4 separate regions of the Homo sapiens genome follow, and all the other regions are linked to region 2. Evidence: chromatin loops called from intact Hi-C (ENCODE). Cell type or tissue: PC-3. All regions are shown on one strand. Each heading gives the region's core, and the rest is flanking DNA. Links, peaks and the distances in the headings are about the cores only. Region 1 overlaps BCL2L14 (BCL2 like 14). Region 2 has its middle 8.1 kb from the start of GPR19. Region 3 overlaps MANSC1 (MANSC domain containing 1). Region 4 overlaps BORCS5 (BLOC-1 related complex subunit 5).

Region 1 (7,687 bases), core at 1,306-6,305, 620 kb after region 2:
CATCCTCTGGTGGACATCTGACTCATAAAGCCATCTTTTCCATGGTTAGTCCACAGGGTTCAAAAACCAATAAGAAGCGAATGACGGAGAGAAGAAAGATCAAGAAGAAAAGGATCAATGTCTTTCCTCCTCGTTTTTTAAGAACCAAGCGAAACAGACTTTCCACTTTGTAATCCCCTTATTGCAGCCCAGCCGGCCTCCGCTGGAACTCTGGCCACCCATGGCCCCTGGCAAAGAAAGAAATGGCAAGAGGCTATCTTCCAAAGCCAAGGGAAACTTCCCTGGCCATGTCCTCAGGAGATGAGAAAGGAAAGCAGGCCTCTGCTGCCTTTTCAACCTTGTGCAGCTCATCTAGGGTAATCAGCATGCGGTTCTACCACCAGAAAGCACCCTGTGCCCATCTTGCACATTAAGAAGCTCCATGAAGGGTCCCAAAGGCTCTGTCCCCTCCTCCTCTCATAAGGCAGGGTGGCCACAAGATCACCAACAGGTACAAAATTACTCAATCTGGCTAACTGTGTACAGGGTATTGACTTTTTTTTTTTTTTTTTTTTTGAGACGGAGTCTCGCTCTGTTGCCCAGGCTGGAGTGCAATGGCACGATCTCGGCTCGCTGCAACCTCCACCTTCTGGGTTCAAGCCATTCTCTCTGCCTCAGCCTCCTGTGTAGCTGGGATTACAGGACGTAGTGGCTCCCGCCACTACGTCCAGCTAATTTTTGTATATTTTCAGTAGAGACAGGGTTTTGCCATGTTGGCCAGGCTGGTCTTGAACTCTTGACCTCAGGTGATCCTCCTGCCTCAGCCTCCCAAAGTGCTGGGGTTACAGCAGGGTATTGATTTCTGTGGGTTTGTGGACATGGAGTGAGACATGTCCAGGAGAAACTATAAGCAAACATGTTCCCACAGATGCACTAGCTCTAGTTAAAATTCCCATCTTGGATATTTTAATTTTAAAACATGAAAAAGAAAAGATTATATCCTTGTCAGACTTGGTCCTGTCTGATAGGCGAGGGAACACTGGATGGGGTGGGGAGAAGACAGAAAGGCTGTCTGTTCCTTGGAGTCTGTTTTGGGGGTCATCGTGGCGCCAGGAAGAGCAGGCCAACAGGGTCGGAAGGTCCCATTTCGCCTGTGGTCTGAGGCATTTGTTTTAAAGAGAAAGGGCAGGGGGTTGGGGTGTGACTTCCTTATGGACTGCTCTTTCCCACTCAGTATCCACTTTCTTCTTCTTCCTTAGTAACAGACCTCTAAAATGTGAGGGGCAGCAATGAACCCAGCTGAACAAACTATATTCCCTGGGCTCCCTTGCAGTAGGGAAGGGCCAATGAGATGTCAGAAGCTGGGGGCAGTTTCAAGAAAGCTCTCGAAAAGGGAGCTAAGGCTGGGTGCGGTGGCTCACGCCCGTAATCCCAGCATTTTGGGAGGCCAAGGCGAGGCCATCATTTTAGGCCAGGAGTTCGAGACCAGCCTGGGTAACACAGACCCCATCTTTACAAAAGATTAAAAAATAATAATAAAATAAAAGGGAGCTGAATTACCTAGAAAGAAGGCACCCTTTGCCCTTCCTTTGCTTCCTTTTTATTCTTGCCTGAGATGTAGACATGATGGGTGAAGCCCCAACAGCCACCTTTAGAATATAAGGTGACTTTGAGGTGGAAGCCACGAGCTGAGGGATGGCAGAATTCCCAGGAATTCTTTTTTTCACCCCGTCATCCAAGCTGGAGTGCAATGGTGTGATCTCAGCTCAGTGCAACCTGCGCCTCCCAGGCTCAAGTGATTCTCCTCCTTCAGCCTCTCGAGTAGCTGAGACTGCAGGCGCGCACCATGGCGCCTGGCTAATTTTTGTATTTTTTTTAATAGAGACGGGGTTTTGTCATGTTGCTCAGGCTGGTCTCAAACTCTTTGGCTCAAGTGATCTGCCCACCTCAGACTCCCAAAGGGCTGGGATTATAGGCATGAGCCACCCTGCCTGGCCATTCCCAGAAATTCTTAATAACTTTGTGGAGCTGTCATATCATGCCTGAGCTGCCAAACTTTTGTCCTCTTTTAAAGGAGAGAAAAGCAAACCTGTATATTATTTAAGCCATGGGTATTTGAGTGTTCCACTGTATATCGCTGAACCTCACCTTAACTATAACATTCCACGTGAGCAAATCGTAGCTATGGAGAAACAAAAGATTCACAAGTGAAAGAGCCTGGGTTGGTAGTCTTTAAAACTGGTGTTATTGTCCATTTCTCTGCATCCTGAGGCCTCTTCCTAACAGAGTTTGGTCTTGGGACATAATCTCACAGTTCCCATGTAAGCCCGGTACTGAGGCCTGGCAGTGGCTGTACAAGGCTACATAGTGACTTACAGTTAAAATAACCCAGGTGAGGCCAGGCACGGTGGCTCACGCCTGTAATCCCAGCACTTTGGGAGGCTGAGGCGGACAGATCACGAGGCCAGGAGATCGAGACCATCCTGGCTAACACGATGAAACCCTGTCTCTACTAAAAATACAAAAAATTAGCCGGGCGTGGTGGTGGGCGCCCGTAGTCCCAGCTACTCGGGAGGCTGAGGCAGGAGAATGGTGTGAACCCAGGAGGCAGAGGTTGCAGTGAGCCGAGATCAGGCCACTGCACTCCAGCCTGGGTGACAGAGCAAGACTCTGTCTCAAAAACAACAAACAAACAAACAAAAAAGAACCCAGGAGAAACCAAATTTGCAAGGCCTGATTTGTATGTGGCAAAATAGAAATAGAATGTGAGGCTCTCTTGGATCACGCTCAATGTAAAACCGACACAAGTAACACAAGTAAAAAACACACAATTAACTGACTAAATGCAAGCGTGAGGAGAAAGGTGATAAGGGAAGATAAGCTGTAAATATGTGTTTAAAGCCTTCTTAGGAGGTAATCATTTTTCATTTTTTATGGAGAATATTATTCAGCCATAGGTACTATTCAGCTATTCAGCACATTAACACATCACCTAAGTGTTTTTGAATGTAATCTTTAATTCTCAATCTCACATAAAAGTTTTCTTTCCCTACTGAAAAAAGAAATAAAAGCTTCTCTTGAAATTTTAGAAAATAAAAAAAATGTCAAATGACACTCCAGTAAATACTGAAATACAGAATGCAATTTATCTCAGGAAAAACCAGAAGACTAAGGTCTGTAAAAGCTTTCTCTGTCTGCTGGCAAAGTCCACAGTACAGGCCAAGTAGAAAAGCCTATTTAGGTGCCTCCAAACTGTTCTTTGCCCCAGAGCCCAGATGCCACCCCCGGCAGAAGAAGCCATGGCTGGGTGAGGGCAGCTGAGGGGTGGGGAGGCAGATGTGGAGGGAAGGACCACAGGGGGCCGCTCCCTCTTGCCCTAGACCTGCCCTAGCTGGGCAGAGTTCAGAGAGCAGATGCCTTGCTGTAAAAATGAAACAAGTCTAGGGAGAGGCCTGGACTTCTGGTGAGTCCAGGCTCTGCTACTTCCTGGATGTTTCCTTGGTAAGCCCTTTTTGTGGGACTCCCATTTCCTCATCCTGTCTGTGCCATGAGGTTCCCTCAGATGATCCTGACCATAACTCCCACTGTTCTAAACATCTGAAACTCTAATGGGAAAAGGGAGTTTCCTTGATCATAGTGAGTGATCTAAAGCTGTCTATGAGTGGGCTGATTCTCCAAGCAAGCCAGGACTGTCACATTTAAAAACTGAGACATTACTGCCACCTCTTGACTAATTATTGACAAGTTACCCAGGCCAATGAAACTCAGCAGGAGGGGGCCTTTCTTTTAAAATCTGGCTTTGCGGCTGGGTGCAGTGGCTCACACTTGTAATCCCAGCACTTCGGGAGCCCAAGGTGGGCAGATCACGAGGTCAGGAGTTCGAGGCCAGCCTGACCAACATGGTGAAACGCTGTCTCTACTAAAAATACAAAAATTAGCCAGGCCTGGTGGTGCGCGCCTGTGATCCCAGCTACTCAGGAGGCTGAGGCAGGAGAATTGCTTGAACCTGGGAGGCGGAGCTTGCAGTGAGCCGAGATTACACCACAGCACTCCAGCCTGGGCGACAGAGCAAGACTCCATCTAAAACACCTTAAAAAAAAAAAAAAAATCTGGGCTTTGGGCACTGGGCTTTGTTGAAGGGGAAGAAGATGCTTATGCCAAGGTGTGCGCATGAAGGGCAACTGTCTTTTTTTTTTTTTTTTTGGAGACAGAGTCTCATTATGTCACCCAGAGCTGGGGTGCAGTGATGTGATCTTCGCTCACTGCAGCCTTGACCTCCTGAGCTCAAGTGATCCTTCCACCTCAGCCTCCATAGTAGCTGGGACAACAGGCATGTGCCACCATGCCTCGCTAATTTTTTTATTTTAATTTTTTAATGGAGACAGGGTCTTGCTATGATGCCAGGCTGATCTCAAACTCTTGGTGTCAAGTGATCCTCCTGCCTTGGTTTCCCACAGTGCTGAGAGTATCGACGTGATGGGCTCTCACTCTGTCACCCAGGCTGGAGTGCAGTGGCATCATCTTGGCTCACTGCAACCTCTACTTCCCAGGCTCAAGCCATCCTCCCACCTCAGCCTCCCGAGTAGCCAGGACCACAGGCGTGCACCACCATGTCTGACTAATTTTTTTGTATTTTTTGGTAGAGACAGGGTTTTGCCATGTTGCTAAGGCTGGTCTTGAACTCCTGAGCTCAACCGATCCACCCACCTTGGCCTCCCAAAGTGCTGGGATTACAGGTATGAGCCTCAGTGCCTGGTGAAAATGTTTCATTAAGTACAATTAATTTTGTCCAACTGAGGGAAGATTTTGTCTAAATGCTTCTCAGTTGTTTTTGTAGGATGGTTTGTACTTTGTCAAGAGTCCTTTTACTCTTGCTCTCTGATCTTCCCATCAACCATACGAGGTGGAGAGAGTGGGGTACCCAATGTACAGATGGAAACACAGAGGCCCTGAGCGAATGAGTTGACTTAGGAAGAGCAGCGGCCCAGGCAGCCCAAGCAAGCCCCTGGTTAGGGCTCGTTCTTTTTTTTTTTTTTTTTTGAGACAAAGTCTTACCCTGTAGCTCAGGCTGGAGTGCAGTGATGCAATCTCGGCTCACTGCAACCTCCGCCTCCCAGGTTCAAGCGATTCTCTTGCCCCAGCCTCCCGAGTAGCTGGGAATACAAGCATGCGCCACCATGCCCGGCTAATTTTTTGTATCTTTAGTAGAGACGGGTTTTCACTATGTTGGCCAGGCTAGTCTTGAACTCCTGACCTTATGATCTGCCCACCTCAACCTTCCAAAGTGCTGGAATTACAGGCATGAGCCACTGCGCCTAGCCTCCTTCTTTTATATTGGTGTCTGGTACAGAGGACTAGGAATTTGGGAAACAAGCTTATTTATAGACAGTGGAGAAAGAAAACCAGTCCCAGCACCCTTAACTTCCATCATTTCCTTTTAGTCATTTTTTTTTTTTTGACGGAGTCTCACTCTGTCACCCAAGCTGGAGTGCAGTGATGCCATCTTGGCTCACTGCAAGCTCCGCCTGCTGGGTTCACGCCATTCTCCTGCCTCAGCCTCCCGAGTAGCTGGGACTACAGGCACCCGCCAACACGCCCGGCTAATTTTTTGTATTTTTTAGTGGAGACGGGGTTTTACCGTGTTAGCCAGGATGGTCTCAATCTCCTGACCTCATGATCCACCCGCCTTGGCCTCCCAGAGTGCTGGGATTACAGGCGTGAGCCACCGCGCCCAGGCAGCAACTCCTTTTAGTCTTGAGAAAAGCAGGGCAATTATGATTGAACACTAATAAGTTGGAAAGCTGAGGCACAACGCATGCCTTCTCTAAAGCCACTTTACAACATGAGAAGAGATGTACCACTCTGGACACAAAGAAGGGAAAAACCAGGAAGCGGGAGAGAAAGAAATCCCAGATGCCTACCTTCATGCTCCAAGCACTGCTCCACGTTAGAAAGACACCTGGACCACTGCTGGCTGTGCGAATCTTGGTATTCCAACGTCCTTTGACCCTGAGCAGAGACCTTGGCAGGCGTGCTCTGCGAATCTTCCTTCTCCACTACTCCAAAGAATGCTTTCCAAGAAGACTTTTTCTTGCCAAGGTTTATGGCCTTCTCACTGGATTGGGAATTTCTGCAAGGCCATGACACCTCTGTCCATGACTCATTTGCTGAACAATTCCCCAGGCCCCTCTGGGACAAACTTCTTGTTCTCAGCAGCTTTGGTGAGAAGAGAGCAGGGGTGCTCTTGAAGACATGATGTCTGGTGTAGTAGGCGAGGATTTTGAATTCTATGGTGTTTAGGTCATCATCATCTAGGGGGATTTCTTCCAGGTCACACCCACTGGTGCTACACATGTTGGGCCTGTAACAACAAAGTCCACACTGTGCCCTTCTATGCAGGGCCACTTACCCTTTGCAGGTTAGGAGAGACAGGGGTGAAAACTCAGGAAACATTTATTGAACATCTATTGTGTTTGTGCTGGAGGGTAGAGAGGGAAAAGCCACAGTCTTACTAGGGTGGGAAGAGAGACATGGCCATAGATAACTCCACATAAAGAAAATGAACTGCCGGGTGCGGTGGCTCACGCCTGTAATCCCAAAACTTTGGGAGGCCAAGGCGGGCAGATCATGAGGTCAGGAGTTCAAGACCAGCCTGGCCTATACAGTGAAAGCCCGTCTCTACTAAAGATACAAAAATTAGCCAGGCATGGTGGCGCACGCCTGTAGACCCGGCTACTTGGGAGGCTGCGGCAGAAGAATCGCTTGAACCCAGGAGTCGGGGGTTGTAGTGAGCTGAGATTGCGCCACTGCACTCCAGCCTGGCGACAGAGTGAGACTCCGTCTCAAAAAACAAAAAACAACAGAGAGAGAATGAACTAATGAACTAAGTAAGAGGTCTAACAGAGATGCAGATAGCCAGGTTAGAAGGCAGGGATAGGTGAGCTTCAAAGAAAGAGGCAAGTGAAAGCTTTTGGAAAGCTAGAAGGAGTTAGACAGGTGGGTGGATATTGGGGCTACAACAGGGCGGGCAGAGGGGAGATTATAGGTGAATTCAGAATGTGTTTGAAGAGTGGTGAGAGAACTGGGACAGCATACGTATGCAGTTTGCAAATAGCCAGGGCTTGAAAATAGTGGAGGGAAAATAAGTGAACTAGCACTTGGGTCCAGATTATGGTGGTCTTTGACTATCAGGCTGAAGCTTCGCATTTTCTCACGTTGATCAGTACATTTCAAAATGAGCTGTGGACTGTGGAGTTAAAGGTCTTGCTGGGGAGGTGGCAAAAGAGGGAGGCCAATTCAGGGAAGAGAAATGCCTGGGACCTGACCCTTCCCTTCCTCGGTTCCTTCTCCCTCTACCCTCTGCTTTAGCTTGTCCCGGCTTCTCTCTCCTCTCTCTCTCTCTTTCTTTTTTCTTGCTATATTTGGTATGCCATGTAAGATTTCATCTGAAAAAAGCATCCTGTTATTTTATTTTACTTTTTACGAATTTGAAACACACTGATGGAGGCAATGGAGAGCTGTTCAAAGTTTTGAGTAGAGAGTGATGTGATCACAGGCATGTTTGAAAAAGATCAGTACAAGCACTAAAACAACAGGATGCAAGCATTTCTTCTTTATTTCCATACGAATAACAGGATAGATAAAGAACTGATTTTGTTCAATTTCCTTTGCTTGAGCTTACATGAAATAACTCCTTCTCTGGTTTCCT
Region 2 (7,687 bases), core at 888-5,887:
AATTAGCTGGGCATGGTGGCACATGCTTGGAGTCTCAGCTACTCAGGAGGCTGAGGTGGGAGTATCGCTTGAGCCAGGGAGGTTGAGGCTGTAGTGAGCTGTGATCACGCCACTGCACTCCAGCCTGGGCGACAGAGCTAGGCCGTATCTCAAAAAAAAAAAAAAAAAAAAAAAAAAAAGAATAGGAAATAAATAGCAAAATTTGGATTCATGATCACACACATAATTTAATTTCCATGGTTAAAACATAAGTGGACAACTTCTACTACTAAAATACAGAATTTGGGCTCGGCGCAGTGACTCATGCCTGTAATGCCAGCACTTCGAGAGGCCAAGGTGGGAAGATCGCTTGAGGCCAGGAGTTTGACCCCGCAGTGAGCTATGATGGCACCACTGCACTCCAGCCTGGGCGACAGAGCGAGACCCTGTCCCTAAAAAAATAAATAAATAAAATATGGAATTTGGAACAATAAACATATTTATTACCAATCCACCACATTCAACTACATTCTATTTTTTACATTGAGAAGACATAAAGGAGAACATTTTCCCTGATTCTGATCTTAGTCTTCAGTTTATACAAACTTCCATGTAAAACAAAACTGGAACCTACCCACTTGCTGTTCTTGACCAACTCTCTGAATAATTATCCACATTAATATTTGTTCATTTCTTCATTCATTAAATTTTTAATGAACCCTCACCAGATGCCAGACTCTCTGAGGACACAGCAGAGAACAAAGATAGCCAAAGTCCCTGCTGTCATGAAACAGAACTTACACTCAAGTGTGGAAGACAGACAATGGACAAATAAATAAGCATAATATGTCATGTTGCTGTAAGTGCTAACACGACAAATCAACTAATTAAGAGTACGGAGGGTAATGAAGGCAGATGCTGTATGAACAAGGAAGGACTTTTCAATAAAGTGATATTTGAGTAGAATCCTGAATGGAATGAGAGCATGGACCATGTAATTTTGTGTTGCAGGCACAGGAAATAGCAAATCCAGAGGCTCTGAGGTAGGAATGTGTCTGGGATAGTTGAGGGACAATAAGGGAACTAGTAAGCTGGAAACATGGTGAGTGGGGGCTGGGGAGTAGGAGATGAAGTCAGAGAAGAAGGAAGTAGAGACCCCAATCATGTAAACTTTATAAGCCATGGTAAAGGCTGGATTTTATGCCAATTGAAGTGCATCATCCTTGAGCATAGAGTTTTTTTACCTGACTTCGGGTAACTTTTGTCACTTTGCTGAGTAAGAAGTATTTCAAAGAGGCAAGAGAGAAGTAGGGAGACCATGTATTATAGTAGACTATACACTAATCCAGATAAGAGGTCATGGGCCTCAGACCAGGGTGGTAGCAGTGTACATGAAAAGAAGGGTAGAGAGTTGATAGTGTGTTTTTTGAAGATACAGCCAATGGGATTTGCTGAAGATTTGGAAATGGTCTGTGTGTGTGAGAAAGAGTTCATGATGACTCCAAGCAACTGAAGAAAGGTATGACCAGTTGCTGAGATAGGGTTGATTGAGAGATGAACAGATTTTGTTTGGGTCATGTTAAGTTTGAGATGTCCATAGACATCCAAATGGAGATGTCGAGTAAGCAGATGGATATGTGAGTTTGGAATTCAGGGCAGAAGGGTCTGTGCTGGAGATACACATTTGGAAATGTTTGGCATTCAGATGATATTAAAGCTATGAGACTAGATAAGAACACCAAGGGAGTGGGTTTAGATGTAGAAAAGAGCTAGGCAGTTAGCCTTAGGGTACTACAACTTTTAGAAATCAAGATGAGAAGTATCTAGATAAAGGAGATAGGGAAAAAGCCCTTAGTAGAGTGGAGGAGAGCCAAGAGAGAGGTGACCCAGGGATCAAGTAAAGAGAGTGTTCCAAGGAGGAAAGCATGATCAAATGATTCCAATGCCACTGATAGGTCAAGTAAGATAAACACTGAAAACTGACCATTGCATTTGGCCATCAAGTTCACTGATGACTTGATAAGAGGAGTCTTGGTAAAGATGTGAAAGCCTGACTGGTGTGAGTTAAAAAGAGAAAGTCATGTTATGCATGCTGTGTACCCACATGAATAAATTATGCACACACACTCCTAGTCTAAGCAGAGGGTAGATGGGTTCTGATCAGGAAACCAGTCTGGCAACAGGCCAGGCTGTGGCCAGGGGTGAGGGCTGGCTGACGGGGAAGCAAGCATATTAAAATGGTGCCATATATTGACTGCCTTTCTCTACTCTTTCATTGCCTGGTTTTACACTGTTTCCTTCAATATCTTTTCTTAACTGTCATAAAAAAATTATCATACTGGCCAGGCTTGGTGGCTCATGTTTCTAATCCCAGCAATTTGGGAGGTGGAGGCTGAAGAATCACTTGAGCCCAGGAGTTCAAGACCAGCCTGGGCAACATAGTGAAACCCTGTGTCTACAAAAAACACAAAAATCAGCTGGGTGTGTGGTGGTGTATGCCTGTAGTCCCAGCTACTGGGGAGGCTGAGGTGAGAGGATCTCTTGAACCCAGGAGTTCAAGGCTGCAGTGAGCTGTAAACATGCCACTGCACTTTTCAGCCTGGGCAACAGAGCGAGATCCTGTCTCAAAAAAAAAAAAATTGCCATGCTGACAAATGACCTTATCTTTAAAAGTAACCATTTTTGCAGGATATGCTAAGAGAATTAGCAAATAATTAGCTTTGCTTGTGAGTCTCTCATTTCAACTGGCAAATGTTCTGCTTAGAAAATCACTGTAGAACAGCATCTTCTGTTCCCACCATAATAGACTATCTTATTAACCAGATAAACAGTGTATGGCTTTATTATAAATTCTCAGCAATTTTTTTTTTCTGAGATGGAGTTTCGCTCTTGTTGACCAGGCTGGAGTGCAATAGCACGATCTCAGCTCACTGTAACCTCCGCCTCCCAAGTTCAAGTGATTCTCCTGCCTCAACCTCCCGAGTAGCTGGGATTACAGGCATGGGCCAAGATCGCACCACTGCACTCCAGCCTGGGTTAGAGAGCAAGACTCCGTCTCAAAAAAAAAAAAAAAAGATGCATTTCTATTTATTCTTGACAAAAAGCCTTTCCCAATGCTGTAATGATGGTGTTTTTCTCCAAACCTCGATAATCTGCTCGGATCTTCTATATTGGTGTATCAATTATATCTCCAATGTCAAATGCAATTTGCAATTAGTTGCCTTTTTCCATAACTCAGGATAAGATTGTTTGACCTAGAATGTTTCCAAGTAGTTTTCCTTCCCTTCCTTTACTGAAGAAACAGAAACATCCAAAATAGTTAGGCGCTCTGTGGCCACAGGAGGACAGAAGAGGATTAGTAATGAGATAGACTACCCTCCCCCAATTCGGAACATTCATGAAGCAGGAATGTAATTGACCTGCTGTGCTGTTTAAACAGCACAGGAGGGCAGCACAAGGCCAGAACTGTCAGCCCTAATCCTGCAACTATTCCAAACCACAACTGTATTTATAATCTGCTTTTCTAAATGCATACACAAGAGTTTTAATCCCCACCAAATTTAATTGAACTCTAAATTTGCATAGATTCTACCTATTCAACATTTTTATATCATTTTCATACACTACTCACACAATAATCTGAATTTAACAATTATTTTATGATAGTATTTTTTGTTTTTATTTTTCTGAGACAGAGTCTCGCTCTGTTGCCCAGGCTGGAGTGCAGTGGCACGATCTCGGCTCACTGTAACCTCTGCCTCTTGGGTTCAAGCGATTCTACTGCCTCAGCCTCCTGAGTAGCTGGGATTACAGACCTGTACTACCACACCCAGCTAGCTTTTGTATTTTTAGTAGAGGCAGGGTTTCACAATGTTGGCCAGGCTGGCCTCAAACTCCTGACCACAAGTGATCCGCCCATCTCAGCCTCCCAAAGTGCTGGGATTACAGGTGTGAGCCACAGCGCCTGGCCTTATGATAGTGTTTTAACAGTTGTCTATACAGTCAAGTTAAGTATTACAACCCTTAACAAGTGAAGTAGAACAAAAGATCAAAGGTGACTTCTCTATAGTCACACACGATTGGTTGCAAAGTCAAGATAACAACCTAAACTTGATCCTTTTCCACTACACATAGCTCTTTCAGAAAGTGCTTCCCCCGCCACATACACACCAACACATACACTGTCTCTATGACTTACTCACTTTGACTTCAGATATAAATCTATTTAGTCTTTAATCTTTTTTGTATCCTCCAATGAAGCTAATCTAATGCTCTAAACAAAATAACCGCAAAGTAGGTAATTAGCACCCAGTAGATATGATTGGCAAGTACACCTGGTTCTAGTGAAGATCCCAGAGATGGCTCCCAGTGCACGGTATTAGGAATCCTAGACATGGCAGTCATGCAACTTATACAGTCTATAGCCCCTTCCAAGAGAAAAGTACTCCAACTCCAAGCCACTGGCTTGGGCTCCTAACTCAGCACTATGGTTTATGATGGGGCCTGGTACAGACTGCTCTACCCAAAAGAAAGAAAATGGTTATTAGCTAAGCCAAGAACTAGAACTAGGAAGTACAGTAAGAACTAGGAAGTACAGTAAGAAGAAAACAGACAGGTGCATTGAGAAGACATGTAGGGACCAGCAGAATCACTATGTGCTAGAGCGAGGGGCCATAGGCTTCTATGGCAAAGATGTCTAGAATTCACAGACCTTGGGAATCTTTGATTACCATTTACCTGCGAACCTTTCAAGGTCCCATAGTTTGGCTTTTCATGTCCTATGGCTAAGATTCCTGTTACACACACGAACACGCACTCACGCATACTCCATATACTACTTGTGGTAAAAAGTGAGACTGTGTCTCACAATCAATAGACCTTACCCAACCACCAATGCCACAGACATAGAGGCAAGTTGAAATTAGGTAATAGATCCTTTCCACGTCCAATATAAGGGTAATCTAACCTCAGCCAAGCTCATTTGGAACATGTGATACTTGACCCCAGGTGTACTTCATTCACTCAATATGTATCCTTTATTACCTACAATGTGTCAGGCATTGTGCTGAGTGCTAGAGTTACAGAGACAAACAAGCACCAGAAACAAATAAGACAAAGTCTCTATTTTTGTGGGGCTCCTAGCTCTGTGGGAAAAGCTGGAACATCATACAAAAAAAGGAAATAAATTATAGAAAATTTAAGGAAACTGTATACTGATTGCCTAAACGGTAGATTCTCTTTTGCACTTAAGTCATCCTAACAGCTCTTCTATCCAAGTTCAGTTTATCAGTCATGATGAGATTCATGTCAGTATACGGTACATCCAAGTGAAAAGACCAGAACAAAATTAAATCATCATTTTTTAACACCTTTATCACTGGGGTGTAGAATAGTGTAATTAGAGGGCCAGGATTAATAAGTTCATTATGACCATTATTTAACAGGAATGCTGCGTTCTCAGGACTTTAAATGTGACTATGATGTTTTAGATTTAAGTTGAACATCCCTTACTGGTTTGTTTTGAGTGATTCTCAAAGCAGAGAAATAATGAAAACTGGTTTAAAATAGAGAAAAAAAACGAGAAGGCACTGAGTAAAAGGAGAATGGAGATCCAGAAAACTAGGGTCTTTTAAAATGAGTCATCACCGTAAGGATCTAGATTTATCACAGGTCTATATTTACCATGGATTTAATCATAATTACTGAAACTAATTTTTTAAAAAACCCACCAGTACATACTCTAACATGTTTAGCCTGACTTTGTAACACTATTTTACAGAGTATTCTGTTGCACTTTTTTAAAGCACTAGAGATGTGAGTCAAATACCAACTTGTATTTAGAATTTTAGAAATATTCTATCTAATCTGTTATTCTATTCCTAATAGAATAAGATTCTATTAATATTTTAGAAATATTATATTATTTATTCTATTCTATTCTATTAGTATTCTATTATTTTAGGATACAGCACAATTAAATTCAACAAATATTTAGTTGTGCCTAATTTGTACAAACCATAAGGCTAGTCATCAGAGGAATTTTGAAAAGTGAATAAAATACAATCACTGTCTTCAGTGGGAGGAGCTTTATTCTACATATGCAAATTAAAAATATTATTCTACATATAAAAATCAGACAATAACATAAACATAAGGCCAAATATGTGTTCTATAAAAAGATGATGCAAGCAAAATGCTTATAGGAGAGATCAGGAAAAGATTTACTGAAGAGACAGCCTTTGTCCATTCTTTTTTTTTTTTTTTTTTTTTGAGACAGGGTCTCACTCTGTCACCAGGCTGGAGTGCAATGCCATGATTATGCCATGACCTCTTCAGGCTCAAGCAATTCTGCCACCTCAGGCTCCCAAGCAGCTAGGATGACAGGCACGCACCACCACACCCAGCTAAAGTTTTCATATTTTGTAGAGCCAGGATTTCGCCATGTTGCTCAGGCTGCTCTCAAACTCCTGGAGTCAAGCAAACCTCCTGCCTTGGCCTCCCACAGTGCTGGAATTACAGGCATGAGCCACCTGGCCTGGCCTTTGAAATGGTTCTTTAGAACTCAATGGATTTTAGCTGGGAGAAAGGGGTAATTGAGTAAATCAAATGGGGCGATTAACTAAATGTTAACTTGGTGAATAGAAAGGACACTGTCCAAAATATCCCATAATTGGGTACCAACTCTTTGAAATTATAGGATTAGGATTTTCTCTCCCTTTTGTCTACTGGCAGTCCTATCTCCCACAATAAAAGCTTTATATGCCAGATATAGTCATTATTAGCTAATGGGCAAGCAACAAATGGGGAGATAATGTTAATATAATTCAGAAATTACATTGCTTCATTCATTATTTTTCCCAGCACACTAACATTTTGGGGCAAGCAGGGACAAGCTTCTCACAATTAAAGAGAAAACCTTAGCAACATATAAAGATGTTAAGAAAAAAAGCAGAAAATTCTGCAAGAATGCCTTCCTTTGGTGCAAACAGAGGCTTGTTTGGTGGCTTCAAGAGTTTTTTACAACATTAAGTTCTGTGGTAAACTGCAAAGTGTAAATGAAGGTGCAAAACCATTTTACCCCATTGGGGGAAAACTGATTGATAAAAAAGACAAAATCCTCGATCGGATTTTTAATTTTGATGAAACTGCTCTTAATTGGAATTAATACCCTCAAGGGCATATACATCCAAGGAAGAATCATGTGCCCCAGGATTCAAGAAACTAAAGCAGCACTGTCCAACAGAAACATTCGACAATTTAGGTTTTCTGGGAGCCACATTTTTAAAAAGTAAAAGTAAAAAGAAATGTTGAAGTGACATTTCAACATGTAATCAATATAAAATTTATTGAGATTTTTACATTATTTTTTATACTAAATTCTTAAAATCTTATGTGTATATTTTATACTTAACAGCCCTTCTCAATTTGGACTATCACATCTAAGTGTTCAATAAACACAGATGGCTAGTTACTACTGTATTGGACAGCATGGCCCTAAAGGATGACTGTGATATTGAGTACAAGTGTCAGAGGGAATTTAATTGTGTATTTTTTATTAGCATAGTAATTTTTATAGCCCTCAACTAACAAAGTTGCAAAGGTTTTGAGTGACCTGCTTCTAACCCTATATTTCCCACAAGTCCTGTTATTTTTAGTGCACCATTAAAAAAACATGCTTGTTTTCTCTGTACATACTTCCCTAAGCCTC
Region 3 (7,687 bases), core at 1,272-6,271, 370 kb after region 2:
TTCTTCGCCTTCGGTGCCACCTTGTGAAAAAAAAAAAGCTAAACCCAATGTTTTTTAAAATTGCCTTAAGCAACTAAGCTAAGGAAAAGGAAATGATTCAGCGGTCAGCAAGCAAGTGAACAAAATGAACAAAGGTGTTTGTGTTGGACTCCATAATAAGTGAAGTTTTTCCTACTTGCCCTACTCTTTAGAAAATCGCATTTCAAAATCATGCTTATGAAACCTTTCATTGCAGGGGACAAAGCATGTAACTTGATGATCTTCGACACTCGAAAAACAGCTAGACAACCCAACTGCTACCTATTTTTCTGTCCCAACGAGGAAGCCTGTCCATTGAAACCAGCAAAAGGACTTATGAGTTACAGGATAATTACAGGTAATGAAAGCATTATACTTTTTCTTTTGTGATTGGAATAATTTAAGACTGGTTCATGTGAAAGATTTTCTACAAGAGTCTAAATAAAACTACCAGAAGGGGTACCAGACATATCAGAAAATCTCATGACTGGAAATTCAATTTATTAAACCAAAATTTGATTTCCAATGAAAGCCATGGTAGTATTTGTTCTGGTTTGTTTCTGTTTTTACCTTCATGAGATAAAAGACACACAAACCTTGTATGAAACGTTTTTGAAGCACCTCTTTAGAACAAGGTCGGCAACACTGGAATAAGTATACAGGTCTCCAGGGTGATTGTTTTGAAAGGGTGAAGACTTGTGTTAATATAGAAAGTTCTAGTATATTTGTTATTAAGTTCCCATTATAATCACATTATCTGAAATCAAACTTTTTATGGCCATACCACCCTGAACGCACCCAATCTCGTCTGAAATCAAACTCACTGGATTTTATTGTCTAGACTGGAAAGGAAATTCATTCAAGAAATATTTATTAAACATTTACCATGTGCCAGATTCTGTCCAAAGCACTAGAACTACAATCTCCATGTTCATGGAACTTACATATTAATTCAGAATGGAAAATAAATAGCAAAAAAATTAATATAATTCCTGGGATATGTTTTGCTGAGACTTTGGCTTGTTAATTTTTCAAGTTGAAGTGGTTTCAGTATCAATTTTTCTTTTTTTTGAGATTATCCATATAAAAAAGGTGAAAACAAATTAATGTTGCTTAGGTAATTCTGTGGACCCTTCATAGACAGTATTTGCATAAAATCAGAATTACAGAATTTAGTGGGGTTTGTTGTTGTTGTTGCTTGTTTGTTTGCTTTTTCCGAGATGGAGTCTCACTCTGTTGCCCAGGATGGAGTGCAGTGGTGCGATCTCGGCTCACTGCAAGCTCCGCCTCCCGGGTTCAGGCCATTCTCCCGCCTCAGCCTCCTGAGTAACTGGGACTACAGGTGCCCGCCACCACGCCCGGCTAATTTTGTTTTTGTACTTTTAGTAGAGATGGGGTTTCACCGTGTTAGCCAGGATGGTCTCAATCTCCTGACCTCGTGATCCGCCTGCCTTGGCCTCCCAAAGTGCTGGGATTACAGGCATGAGTGTTGTTGTTTTTTGAGAGAGAGTCTCACTCTGTCGCCCAGGCTGGAGTGCAGTGGTGCGATCTCAGCTCACTGCAACCACCACCTCCTGGCTTCAAGCAATTCTCATGCCTCAGCCTCCCAAGTAGCTGGGGTTACAGGCACCCACTACCATGCCCAGCTATTTTTTTTTTTTTGTATTTTTAGTAGAGATGGGGTTTCACCATGTGGGCCAGGCTGGTCTCACCTCCTGACCTCAGGTGATCCACCCTCCTTAGCCTCCCAAAGTGCTGGGATTACAGGCGTGAGCCACTACACCCAGCTTCAATTTTTCTTTTATTTAAGTTTTAGAAAGTTATCATCATACTCTTGATTTTTAATATTCTACTTGTTCATTTGTTCAATAAATAACAAATATTATTTAGCATCTCCTATGTGCCAAGTACTTTCTATGCCCTAAGGAAACAACACTAAACATGAAAAACAAGGTTCTGGCCATGTGGTAGCTCATGCCTATAATTCCAGCACTCTGGGAGGTGGGAGGATCACTTGAGCCCAGAAGTTAGAGACCAGCCTGGGCAACATGATGAGACCTCATATCCACAAAAAATTAAAAAAATTAGCCGGGCATGGTGGCATGAGCTTGTAGTCCCAGCTACTTGGGAGGCCAAGGCAGGAGAATTCCTTGAGACCAGGAGGTCAAAGCTGCAGTGAGCTGTGTTCATGCCACTACACTCTAGCCTGGGTGACAAAGTGAGATACTATCTCTAAAAAAAAAATAGGAAAACAAGGTTCTCCCTTCTGGAACTTATGTTTTAGGGGAGAGAGACAATAACCATAATAAATAAATAATCAAGAAAAATATAGTCACAAGTGCTATGCACAGAATTGAGACAGGACGGTATAATAGACAATCAGTAAGTAAAGTTGTAACCCCTAAACTGAGATCTGAATAGTGAGGAGCCAGATGTGAGGAGATCAGGGGAAGACCTTCCAAGTCCAAGGTCCTCAGGCAGAATGCTTTGGAGTGTTTGAAAAACCAACACTCCAATCCCAGCTGGTTGACTCATTGTGAAATACGCAGAGAGTGATATGCAAAACGGTGGGGAGGGCCAGATCACATAACACCTTGTAAGTCATAGGAGGGAGTTTTTTTGTTTGTTGTTGTTGTTTTTGAGACAGAGTCTCACTCTGTTGCCCAGGGTGGAGTGCAGTGGCGCGATCTCAGCTCACTGCAACCTCCGCCTTAGGAGGGGCATATGCCACTACACGTGGCTAATTTTTGTATTTTTAGTAGAGATAGGGTTTCACCACATTGGCCAGGCTGGTCTCGAACTCCTGATGTCGGGTAATCCACCCACCTCGGCCTCTCAAAGTGCTGGGATTACAGGCATGAGCCTCCGTGCCCGGCCGGGAGTTTTTAGGTGTGTGGTGGGAAGCTGTTGGGAGTTTTATTTTTATTTTTTTTTTGAGATGGAGTCTCACTCTTTTCACCCAGGCTGGAGTTCAGTGATGCAGTGTCGGTTCAGTGCCACCTCTGCCTCCCAAGTTCAAGTGATTCTCCTGCCTCAGCCTCCTGAGTAGCTGGGACTACAGGCAAGCATCACCATGCCTGGCTAATTTTTGTATTTTTAGTAGACATGGTCTCGCCATGTTGGCCAGGCTGGTCTCAAATTCCTGACCTCCTGACTCATGTATGTAATCCCAGCACTTTGGGAGGCTGAGGCGGGCAGATCACAACGTCAGGAATTCGAGACCAGCCTGGCCAACATGGTGAAACCCCGTCTCTACTAAAAATACAAAAATTAGCCGGGTGTGCTGGTGCGTGCCTGTAATCCCAGCTACTCAGGAGGCTGAGGCGGGAGAATTGCTTGAACCCAGGAGGCAGAGGTTGCAGTGAGCTGAGATTGCGCCACTGCACTCTAGCCTGCACGACAGAGCAAGACTCTGTCTCGGGGAGAAGAAAAAAAAAAGGTGATTTCTCAAAGCTCACCGTAGCCGCCCTCTTGGGAATGGACAGTGACACAGCAGCAAAGTGGAAATGGAAAGACTGGTTAGGAGGCGCAGGTGAGATCTGGGTGAAGAAACAGGGAGTGGCGGGCGAGATGGAGAGAGTAGTGGACATATGGGCTATTCCGAAGTAGAGTTGACAGGACTTGCTGGTGGTGTGGGTCTGGGGAACCAGAAAAAAAGAACCATCAAGGCCAAGTCCTAGTTTTTGCCTTGAGCATCCAGATGAATGGTGACACCATTTGCTGCACTGGGGGAAACTTGAGTAGTTTTAGGGTTGTGGAATGGAATCTAGGTGGAGTGGAATCTAGGGTTCTCTCTTGACTGCATTAAGTATGAGGGGCTTCGGGGAATGATACTGCCCAGGGTGCCTGCGTGTTGACACTGCTTTGCCCCCTAGCTGAGGCTGTGTCTGAGTTTTGTTCATGTGCCAGGGAAGCCTGATGGGTCAAACATCCTCTCAAACAGGAGCGTGAAGCACAGAGTATTGTGTAAATAATTGTTGTTAGGATACGATGATAGAAATTACAGCTGAATTTGTTTTCTAATACTTCTGGAGTGTTGTTACTTTTGTAATGCACATATAAAAGAGCATGTATGGGATGAAGTTCCTTGCCAATGGGAACGGAAAAAAGGGAACTTGGCATGTGCATAAATCTTTTTAGGGCGAGTGTGAAGGTAATGAAGTGAAATTAGAATTAAACTGTTCTTGTGGCAGCCACCAGGGGGCGTTGCCGGCCCCTGAGCAGGTTGATGGACACCTAGGGGCAACGTGGCACCAACCCCGGACATAGTATGCAAAGGACTGTTTATATCTACAGGATGTGTGCAAGTTGTGTTTGTAATTCTGTGTATGAATCTGTCCATGTTGATGAATTCATATTACCCCATTAAAAATGAATTATCTGCCTCCTGCCTGGAGTGAAATTAAATACAGATTATCTGTTTGGTGGTTTGTTTCTGGAAGAACTCTATTTCTTTTTCTTTTCTGTCTCTCTCTCTCTTTTTTTTTTTCTTTTTTTTTAAGGCAGCATCTCACTCTGTTGCCCAGGCTGCAGTGCAGTGGCGCGATCATGGCTCACTGCAGCGGCGCGATCATGGCTCACTGCAGCCTCCACCTCCTGAGCTCAAGCAGTCCTCTCCATTCAGCCTCCCAAGTATTTGGGACTACAGATAATGCACCACCATGCCAGGCTAATTTTTTAAAATGTTTTGTAGCAATGGGGGGGTCTCAGTATGTTGCCCAGGCTGGTCTCAAACTCCTGGCCTCAAGCAATCATCCTGCCTCGGCCTCTCAAAGTGCTGGGATTACAGGCATGAGCCACCGTGCCCAGCCTCTATTTCCTATATCCCATTGACTAATATTTACGGACCAAGAGTTTGAAAGATGACAGTGGATTCTGTTCATTCTCTAAAGCCATTGCAGTTTGGTATTTAATCTTTTATTGTTGTTGTTGGCAGCTTCATGGCATGTCATTTTTACCAAGGACTGGAAGAATAGGAGAATTCAGACATAGAATAAATTGGGAGTCTGTTTGCTCAGCTGGGGTCCCAGTAATAGTCAGTCTCTCATTTTTCAACTCAGTGAAGTCGTTTGAAAATAAAACTCCAAAGAGGAGTTAAGGGCGCTGAGCTGCTTTGCAGCTCCCTTTGTGGCTCATCTCTGCGTGACTGAGAGGAAGCACCATGCCCCAATGGCAAACATGAGTGGGTGAGGCGAATGGAGCAGGTGTGGAGGATCCCTTTGTGGTTCTAGGACCTCTGCCAACAGAGGAATCTTATCAAGAAGTGGGACTGGCCCTAGCTTTGCTTTATTTATGAGCTTGCATGCTTGAGAAAGAAAACAGCTGTTTTGGCCATTCTTGTCAATGGCCATATTTAAGTTCTGATTTCACACACATCACAGAGTGTTTACTTAAACAGTCTTTTTCTTTTTTAACTTTAAAATGAATTATAGGCCAAGTATGATGGCTCACACCTGTAATTCCAGCACTTTGGGAGGCTGAGGTGGGCGGATTGCTTGATTCCAGGAGTTCAAGACCAGCCTGGGCAACATGGCAAAATTCTGTCTCTACAAAAAATACAAAAATTAGCTGGGCATGGTGGCATGGCATTGTGGCCCCAGCTGCTCAAGAGGCTGAGGTGGGAGGATTGCTTGAACCCAGGAGGTTGAGGCTGCAGTGAGCTGTGTTTGTGCCACTGCACTCCAGCCTGGGTGACAGAGCAAGACCCTGTCTCAAAAATATATATATATATATTTTCAAATATATTTCATTTGACCCAAATTCTACTTTAGAGTAGAATACTATATCCTAGAGCAGATGTCCACCAACTTTTTCTGCCAAGGGCCAAATAGTATTTTAGGCTTTTCACACCAGTACTTTAGGTTTTGAAATACAGAAATTTGAATTTTGTATACCTTTCCTGTGTCACACAATTTTCTTTTGATTATTTTTCAGCCATTAAAAGAAATATAAAAACTGGCCAGGCATGGTGGCTCACCTCTATAATCCCAGCACTTTGGGAGACCGAAGGGGGTGGATCACCTGAGGTCAGGAGTTTGAAACCAGCTTGGCCAACATGGTGAAACCTCACCTCTACTAAAAATAGAACAATCACCCAGGTGTGGTGGCACGCGCCTGTAATCCCAGCTACTCAGGAGGCAGAGGTAGGAGAATCGCCTGAATCTGGAAGGCAGAGGTTGCAGTGAGTCGAGATCATACCACTGCACTCCAGCCTGGGCGACAGAGTGAGACTCTGTCTCAAAACAAATAAAAATTTTAAAAAACGTAAAAACCATTCTTAGCTTGCAAGTCATACAAAGACAGATGGCAGGCCAGATTTGTCCATCAGGCCGTAGTTTGCTGAGCCCTGTCCTAGATGGACGAATAAGTGACAGAGTGACAGTGCAAAGAACCTCTCAGAGGGGTAAGGCTTAGAGAGTAGTCACGAGATGGCATGAATCCGTAGCTGCCTCTGGATCCGTCTGTAGGAAAGAGGAGACTGAGGACCAGTTTGGAAACTGGCATGGAGGTGAATTGAGGAAGAAAAAGGAAAAGAGAGCAGGAGTGAGTGGACTGAGAAATGCCAGGACATTCCTCTGCTTCTTTCCTTGTGTTTTCTGCAGTTCTAATGTGAGATGGTTAGCCTAGCAGCAGAGTGATACATGGCAATTCACCTGGTCATTCCCTGCACTTGATTGCTTGAACAGGTCTTTCCAGTTTGAGCTGTGATAAATGGGGTGTGTGATCAGGAGAAAAATTCTAAGCTTCATGGAGCAGGAGCAGGATCTGGGGCTGGTTTCTCCTCAGCAGGCATCGGGACTGTATGGTTTTTCTGCCCTCTGTGTCTACAGTGTGGTCATCATGATTTCAAATATTGGTCCCATCATCCTCATGACCTATGACATTGGCTCCAAAATTCTAATCTTTGAGAGTCCAAATGAAATCTCCCAGATAGCCTCCCTCCTCTGCGCACAGTGCTGGAACGATATATCTCTGGTTTTTTGTTGTCGTTGTTGCTGTTCTGCTGCTGCTGTGGCCTCAGTGCTCAGAGCGGAGACCAGACCCTGCCTGGCCCCTCCTCCTCCTCCCTGTCAGAGACACACCACAGGGATTCTGCTCCCTCTCTCCTGCTCTATTGCCTCATTTCCCACAGCTTCCACATACCTTTCTTGCCTGCCTCATGCCCCCACTGAAATCTCTCCTGATGATTACTTGCTCCCCATTTGTCATCTCAGTCTTAGGTGGCATGTCTTGCAGAAGCCCACACCTTCCCCCGCATTCTCCCTGCCAACCTTTCCTGCTCAGGTCACCCTCCGGCCCACTTTTTTCCCTGGCCTTGGCCCCTTAGGAAGACGGAGAACCCTTTCCATCTTTGTAAGCCTCTTGCTGCCCTGCTGAGCCCCTCCGGCTTCTCTGCTGTGCACCTCCCACCTTTTCCTTAATTTGCCTGGTCCTCCTCCACACATTTCTCTTCTCTTCTGTCCTATCATGCTAGAAATAAACCACAGCATCTGGTAGAGAGGCGGCGTTATCAGATTCTCATTTAGCAATTTGTGTTTTTCCATTTTGCACACATTTCAATGAAATGTCAAGTATCAACAGTTTGGAGATTTTTTTGTTTAAGAGACAGGATCTCCCTATGTTGTCCAGGCTGGTCTCCAACTCCTGGCCTCAAACCATCCTCCTGCCT
Region 4 (7,687 bases), core at 1,020-6,019, 330 kb after region 2:
ATGGTAATTTTGAAAAAAGTTTGGCAGTTTCGTAAAAGTAAACACAAAGTTACCATACAACCTACCAATTCCGTTCCTAAGAATCCACCCAAAAGAAATAAAAACACATTCACATGAACACATGGTCACAAAGGTTCATAGCAGCATTATTCATAACAGGCAAAAACTGGAAGTCAGACTCAAAAGAGTATGTATTGTATGATTCCATTTAGATGAAGTGTCCAGAAAAGCTGGCCTGTGGTTGCCTAGGACTGGAGACTGGGAGCAGAATTAACTGCAAACTGGAAATAATTTTGATATGGTCCTCATTCATCTCTTTTTATCTCTGATTAGATCAAGCCATCTTCCATATATAGGCACACCTCATTCTATTCCACTTCAAATTTTTTTTAAATTGTGCTTCACAGATACTGTGTTTTTTTTTACAAATTGAAGATTTGTGGCAGGGTGCTTACTTCATGTCTGTCACATTTTGGTAATTCTTGCAATATTTCAAACTTCCATTATTATGATATCTGTCATGGTGATCTGTGATCAGTGATCTTTGATGTCACTATTGTAATTGTTTTGGGCACCACAAACCACACCCATAGAAAACAGGAAACTTAAACTGAGAAGTGTTGCATGTGCTCTGACTGCTTCACGGACCAATCATTCCCCCGGCTATCACCCTCTCCTTGGACCTACTCCCTGAAATACAATAATATTGAAATCAGGCCAATGAATTCCCCTACAATGGTCTTTATGTGTTCAAGTGAAAGGAAGAATTGCACATCTCTCACTTTAAATCAAAAGCTAGAGTGAGGAAGGTATGTTCAAAGCTAAGACAGGGTAGAAGTCAGGCCTCTTGCACCAGTTTGCCAAGCTGTGAATGCAAAGGACAAGTTCTTAAAGGGAATTAAAAGTGCTACTCCAGTGAACACACAAAGGCAAAAACAGCCCTAGTGCTGACATAAAAAGTTTTAATGGTCTGGATAGACAATCAAACTAGCTCCAACATTCCACTGAGACAAAGCCTAATCAAGGAAGCACCTCAGAGGTTCTACTTCTGGGTCTTCAAGGGAACCCACTCTTGCCTTAAGCTATTCTAGTGGATTGCTTAATGGGCTTTAGTGGATCTTAAAAGCTCTGTCGGGTAGGAGATTCTAAATTCTTTCTGTTGACATCCGACCTCTCAGTAGATAACTTAGTTCAAATACAAAATTGAAATCTTTTCTAAAACAAAATTGTATTTTTAAACTTACTATTTTTGAATAAGAAGTTTAAAAAAAGCAAAAGAAGTTAAAGAAAAGTTGCAGGCTTAGGTGTGGTGGCCCATGCCTGTAAACCCAGCACTATGGGAGGCTGAGGCAGGCGGATCACCTGAGGCCAGGAGTTCAAGACCAGCCCGGCTAACATGGTGAAACCATACTAAAGATACAAAAATTAGCCAAGCATGGTGGCACGTGCCTGTAGTCCCAGCTACTCAGGAGGCTGAGGCAAGAGAATCACTTGAACCCGGGAGGCAGAGGTTGCAGTGAGTCAAGATCGCTCCATTGCACTCCAAGCCTGGGCAACAAAGCAAGATTTTTGCCTCCAAAAAGAAAAAAAAAAAAGAGAAAAGAAAGAAGAAAGAAGAAAGAAAGAAATAGAAAAGTTGCATAAAGTATAGGATTCCAGATGGGTGCAATGGCTCATGCCTATTATCCCAAGCACTTTGTGAGGCAAAGGTGGGAGGATCCCTTGAGCCCAGAAATTCAAGACCAGCCTGGGCAACATACGGAACCCTATTTCTACAAAAAAAATTAAAAATATTAGCTGGGAGTGGTGGCACACACCTGTGGTCTCAGCTACTCAGGAGGCTGAGGCAGGAAGATTACTTGAGCCTGGGAGGTCGAGGCTGCAGTGAGTCATGATCTCACCACTACACCCTCAGCAGCTTCCCCTTAATATTAACATAGTATGTAACTGCAATACAATGATCAAAACCAGGAAATTAACACTGCTACAATATAATCAACTAAACTACACAACTATTCAAATGTGCCCTTTTTTCCCACTAACATCCTTTCTCATTCTAGGACCCAATCCAGGACCCACACTGCATGTCTCCTTAGTCTCCTTAAATCTGTGATAATTCTTCAATTGTTCCTTGTCTTTCAAGACTTTGACTCTTATAAAGAAAACCGGTTAGTTATTTTGTAGCATGTCTCTAATATTTTTTCCTCATTTAATAATATTACTATCAACAAGAATCATGTACTGAGGGTTTATTAAGTGAGAGGTACTATATACTAAGCCCTATGCCTATGTTCTCTCTTTTAAATAAAAGTGTTTGTAGTAGACTTTATGTATTTTTTTGGAGACGGAGTCTCACTCTGTCACCCAGGCTGCAGTTCAGTGGCACGATCTTGGCTCACTGCAACCTCTGCCTCCCAGGTTCAAGCGATTGTCCTGCCTCAGCCTCCTGAGTAGCTGGGATTACAGGCGCACGCCACCATGCCTAGCTACTTTTTGTATTTTTAGTAGAGACGGGGTTTCACCCTGCTGGCCAGGCTGGTCTCAAATTCCTGACCTGAGGTGATCTGCCCGCCTAGGCCTCCCAAAATGCTGGAATTACAGGTGTGAGCCACCGTGCCCGGCCTATAATAGACTTTAAAACAGAAGTATTTTAAAATCAAAGAGCAATCATCTTTAATTCATTCTTCTTCAAGTGCTATTGTTTTGTAAATTACAAACTATCATGCAACATATTATTTTCCCACACCAATATCCTTCAATGTCCCCTCCAATATCCCTAAAAAATATTAAACCTAAATGTATGCTTTAAATTCAGGGCCCTTGAGTTTTTATCTTTCTAAATCTTTACTGCCTGCATTTTCCTATCCTTAAACCTTGGCTCATTGCTTTCTTCACTTGTAACTGTCCTACTTTTGCATCTCTAAATATGCTTTCTCTTAAGGACACCTTTGATCACTACCGCTAGCTCTCAAGAGCTACTGATCCCCTGAAATACTACAGAAGCTAGTGAATGCACTACTCATTTGGTTTACATACAATACCCTGTGCTGTGGGCATGTATTATCTCCCAAATGAGACTTCTTGAGAGCAGAGGACCTGTGAGCTATCTTTTCCCCCATGACATCTAGTATACTACCCTAATGCTTAATTGCATTTACTGAGTACCTACCAAGTGCCAAGCTTTGTGCTGGGCCCTAAGAAATCCACGATGTCTAAGACAAAATCCCAACTCTTGGCTGGGCATGGTAGCTCATGCCTGTAATCTCAGGACTTTGGGAGGCTGAGGCAGACAGACCACCTGAGGTCAGGAGTTTGAGACCAGCCTGGCCAACATGGTGAAAACCATCTCTACTAAAAATACACAAAATTAGCCAGGCATGGTGGTGCGCGCCTGTAGTCCCAACTACTCGGGAGGCCGAGGCAGAAGAATTGCTTGAGCCTGGCGGGGCGGGGCTTGCAGTGAGCCAAGATCACACCACTGCACTCCAGCCTGGGCAACAGAGCAAGACTCCGTCTCGAGAAAAAAAAAAAAAAAAGGACAAAATCTCAACTCTTGAGAAACCTGAGGTGTGACGATAAATGCTTCTCTGAGTACAGAGATAGACTGAAAATCGTTTTCTCTCCAAAAAATTAAGGTCACTAAAAAGTTTCCTCCGGTAGTAAGATTTGTCCTTTTCTGTCCTGATAAACACTAAAATAAGTAATTCTAGATTACTAACGTGTCACAGAACATGTATATTTCCCAATCAGCTTGTGCTTGAAGCAAGCTGTGACTTAGTTTTATGAGAAATGCAGGTGCTACAGAGGAAGCCTTATTAACCAAAGGCCTTTGAAAAGACTGCACCAGGTTGCAGCAGTTTCAACAAGCTTACCAATTGTTTTAGTCTAGTGACATCTAGTGGTAAAAGTGTTGTTAAACACAGGACTGCTATAAATTTAATTACTACACTAAAGGAAGGCCATCTTATTTTAAAAATGGCAAAATATGAGAAAGACCTATGGCATTTATTATTAATTTGCCTTTGGCCTATGTAACTGTTAACTCTCTGTTGGATTTATTTTTTCCTTCTCCTATGGCTGAGAAAAATTAATTTTGACATAACATAAGATTTACTGAAATAAAAAGATACTGATTCTTTAAGTTAGAGAAAAGCCCTCAATTAAAAAAGATTGAAGAGCAGGCCAGGTGCAGTGGCTCACGCCTGTAATCCCAGCACTTTGGGAGGCCGAGGCAGGTGGATCACGAGGTCAGGAGATAGAGACTATCCTGGCTAACACTGTGAAACCCCCTCTCTACTAAAAATACAAAAAATTAGCCGGGCGTGGTGGCGGGCGCCTGTAGTCCCAGCTACTCAGGAGGCTGAGGCAGGAGAATGGCGTGAACCCAGGAGGCAGAGCTTGCAGTGAGCTGAGATGGTGCCACTGCACTCCAGCCTGGGCAACAGAGTGAGACTCTGTCTCAAAAAAAAAAAAAAAAGACTGAAGAGCAAAGCAATCCCAATTGTCACCTGTTCCGAAAATCCTGCAAATCAAAACAGACTTTTTGTTCATAAATATTTACTTACTGACACTTTCATATACTGCTAAAAATGTTTAGAGACAGGATTACAGACCAGGCATGGTGGCTCACACCTGTAATCCCAACACTTTGGGAGGCCGAGGTGGGCGGATCATGAGGTCAGGAGTTTGAGACCAGCCTGGCCAACATGGCGAAACCCCATCTCCACTAAAAATACAGAAATTAGCTGTGCGCGGTGGTGGACGCCTAGAATCCCAGCTACTCGGGAGGCTGAGGCAGGAGAATCACTTGAACCCAGGAGGCAGAGGTTGCAGCGAGCTGAGATTGCACCATTGCACTCCAGCCTGGGCTGGACTCCATCTCAAAAACAACAACAACAACAAACAAAAAAAACCATGATTACTAACTTTTGCTGATGATTTTCACCAGTTGGTAGAAGCAAATGATTATCTATCCAAGTGCATTCTTTAAAATGTCACTTTGCATTTCACTGGCTTTCTGTGAAACTGAATTTTGATGGAAAAAATATTTAAACGTTATTAAATACCTATGACTGTGTTGTTGCTGTTGTTTCAGAGACAGGGTCTCACTCTGTTGCCCATGCTGGAGTGCCGTGGTATGACTGGAGCTCACTGAGCCTCAAACTCCTGGAATCAAGAGAGCTTCCCATCTCAGCCTCCTAAGTAGCTGGGATTACCAGCACATGCCACCATGACCAGCTAATTTTCAAATTTTTTGTAGAAATGAGGTCTATGTTGCCCAGGCTGGTCTCAAACTCCTGGCCTCAAGCAATCCTCCTGCCTCAGCTTTCCAAAGTGCTATGATCACAGGCATCAGCCACTGCACCAGGCCAACTATGACAGTTTTAAGATTCCTCTACAGGCCGGACACAGTGGCTCACGCCTATAATCCCAGCACTTTGGGAGGCCGAGGCGGATGGATCACCTGAGGTCAGGAATTTGAGACCAGCTTGGCCAACATGGTAAAACATTGTCTCTATAAAAAAATACAAAAATTAGCCGGGCATGGTGGCAGGCACCTGTAATATCAGCTACTCAGGAGGCTGAGTCAGGAGAACTGCTTCAACCCAGGAGGCAGAGGTTGCAGTGAGCCAAGATGGCGCCATTGCACTCCAGCCTGGGCAACAGAGACTCCAGCTCAAAAGAAAAAGAAAAAGAAAAGAAAAGAAAAGCAGTATATTCCAAATACAAACTTGGTTAATAATTTTTTTTTTTTTTTTTGAGACAGTCTCACTCTGTCACCCAGGCTGGATGCAGTGACGCAATCTCAGCTCACTGCAACCTCTGCCTCCTGCATTCAAACGATTGTCCCACCTCAGCCTCCCCAGTAGCTGATTACAGCTGTGCGCCACCACGCCCGGTTAATTTTTTTGTCTTTAGTGGAGATGGGGTTTCACCATGTTGGCCAGGGTGGTCTCAAACTCCTGACCTCAAGTGATCCACCCACCTCAGCCTCCCAAAGTGCTGGCATTACAGGCATGAACTACAGTGCCCGACCTGGTTAAGAATTCTTTTTGGCATCTTTTATTTTATTTTATTTTATTTGAGACAGGGTCTCATTCTGCCACCCAGGCTGGAGTACAGCGCTATGAACACCGCTCGACCTCCCAGGGTCAAGTGATCCTCCCACTTCAGCCTCCCAAGTAGCTGGGAGTACAGGTGCACACCACCACACCTAGATAAACTTTTTTTTTTTTTTCTGTAGTACAGACAGGGTCTCACCATGTTGTTCAGGCTGGTCTCAAACTTCTGGGCTCAAGTAATCCTCCCACCTCGGCCTCCCAAAGTGCTGGAATTAGAAGCATGAGCCACTGTGACTGGCCAGCATCTTTTAAATATGTTTTAAAATATATATAGAAGACTTTTAAACTAAGAATACCCTTGGCCGGGTGCGGTGGCTCACACCTGCAATCCCAGCACTTTGGGAGGCTGAGGCGGGCGGATCACGAGGTCAGGAGATCGAGACCATCCTGGCTAACACAGTGAAACCCCATCTCTACTAAAAATACAAAAAAAAAATTAGCCAGACGTGGTGGCGGGCACCTGTAGTCCCAGCTACTCGGGAGGCTAAGGCAGGAGAATGGCGTGAACCCGGGAGGCAGAGCTTGCAGTGAGCCGAGATTGCACCACTGCACTCAAGCCTGGGCGACAGAGCGAGACTCCGTCTCAAAAAAAAAAAAAAAAAAAAAAAAGAATACTCTCTGCAACCCTGCCTTCTCTATGTAGCTACCTGCTATTCATCCCTCAAAGCTCAGCTGAATTCTACTTCCTCTAGGAAGCCTGCCCCAAATTCCCAGGCCAAATTAATAATTATCTCCTCCATGTTTATCTACTCTTTGGGACATGTGGCCAGTGTTACTAATATGATATTATTGTGAATACTTACCTGTCTAAATCGCTCACAAAACAATAAGGTCCTAAAGGGCAGCAACTATGTCTTCTATTTTTTGTACCTGCACTGTCTGACCACATCAGGCACTTAGCAGGTGCTTATCAATATGTTGCAGAAATGAATGACCAATTAAAGGCTGTTGGCAGGAGGGTCTTATAAGTAAAATGGAAAAACTGGTATCGGACAGAAAAATATGGATTAAAAAGCATTTTTTTAAGGATTTCTGCCTCTGCACATGAAGGATTAACTGCTATTATGCAATAATAAACAACTAGAAAACCAGACAAAAATATATGAAACACTCATTTCCGATACTGTATAACAGGCAGCACAGGACTTTGATCCCTGAAAGAAGGAAAACAAGCCCTACCATTTTCCCAGCTTATTACCTAAAGGCAGTTTCCAAGAGGCAGACCAGGGAGGTGTCTTGGTCGGTACAGGCTGCTACAACAAGAATACCATAAACTGGATGGCTTAAACAACATACATTTATTTCTCACAGTTCTGGAGGCTGGGAAGTACAAGATTTAGGTGCTAGCACATTGGATATTTGGTGAGGGCACTCTTCCTGGTTTGCAAATGGCTGTCTTCTCCTTGTGTCCTCACATGGCTAAGAACAGAAGGAAGAAGGAACCTCTCTCCCCTCTCTTCTTGTAAGGGCGTGACTCCCATGACATGAGGGCTCCACCCTCATGATCAAATCACTTCCCAAGGCCCCATCTCCTAATACAGCATATTGGGGATTACAATTTCAAC

What was found. A loop is a pair of places that touch in the nucleus more often than their neighbours do. Peaks named below come from ENCODE experiments on the same cell type or tissue, not always from the same donor. Only the 100,000 strongest peaks of a DNase experiment are listed, where the experiment ranks them.
Region 1: a loop joins it to region 2, with 20 times the contacts of the local background. A loop is called at or near these places in 23 of 110 quality-filtered maps.
Region 3: it touches region 2 in a loop (6-fold over the local background); 8 of 110 quality-filtered maps call a loop at or near these places.
Region 4: it touches region 2 in a loop (9-fold over the local background); 94 of 110 quality-filtered maps call a loop at or near these places.

The regions. Positions count from the first base shown.
Region 1 is chr12:12,077,952-12,085,638 of GRCh38, reverse strand. BCL2L14 (BCL2 like 14) reads right to left here. Exons shown (of 6, transcript NM_138723.2): 2 at 5,901-6,340. The coding sequence starts at 6,333. Among named protein-coding and RNA genes, the nearest start is that of BCL2L14, 11 kb to the right of the region's middle. RefSeq lists a silencer at 3,510-3,804. In PC-3, for the core only: a CTCF peak has its summit at 3,683; no DNase peak of the experiment used is centred there.
Region 2 is chr12:12,700,482-12,708,168 of GRCh38, reverse strand. It overlaps a transcript of GPR19 not described here. Among named protein-coding and RNA genes, the nearest start is that of GPR19, 8.1 kb to the right of the region's middle. In PC-3, for the core only: a CTCF peak has its summit at 3,385; a DNase peak (open chromatin) is centred at 3,368; H3K27ac peaks cover 412 bases.
Region 3 is chr12:12,331,109-12,338,795 of GRCh38, reverse strand. MANSC1 (MANSC domain containing 1) reads left to right here. Exons shown (of 4, transcript NM_018050.4): 3 at 236-376. It also overlaps the pseudogene RPL23AP66. Among named protein-coding and RNA genes, the nearest start is that of MANSC1, 15 kb to the left of the region's middle. In PC-3, for the core only: CTCF peaks have their summits at 4,021 and 4,221 (motif pointing right); DNase peaks (open chromatin) are centred at 4,255 and 5,225; H3K27ac peaks cover 2,596 bases.
Region 4 is chr12:12,373,026-12,380,712 of GRCh38, reverse strand. The region is part of intron 2 of BORCS5 (BLOC-1 related complex subunit 5); the gene reads right to left. Among named protein-coding and RNA genes, the nearest start is that of BORCS5, 20 kb to the right of the region's middle. In PC-3, for the core only: a CTCF peak has its summit at 3,892 (motif pointing left); a DNase peak (open chromatin) is centred at 3,872; H3K27ac peaks cover 778 bases.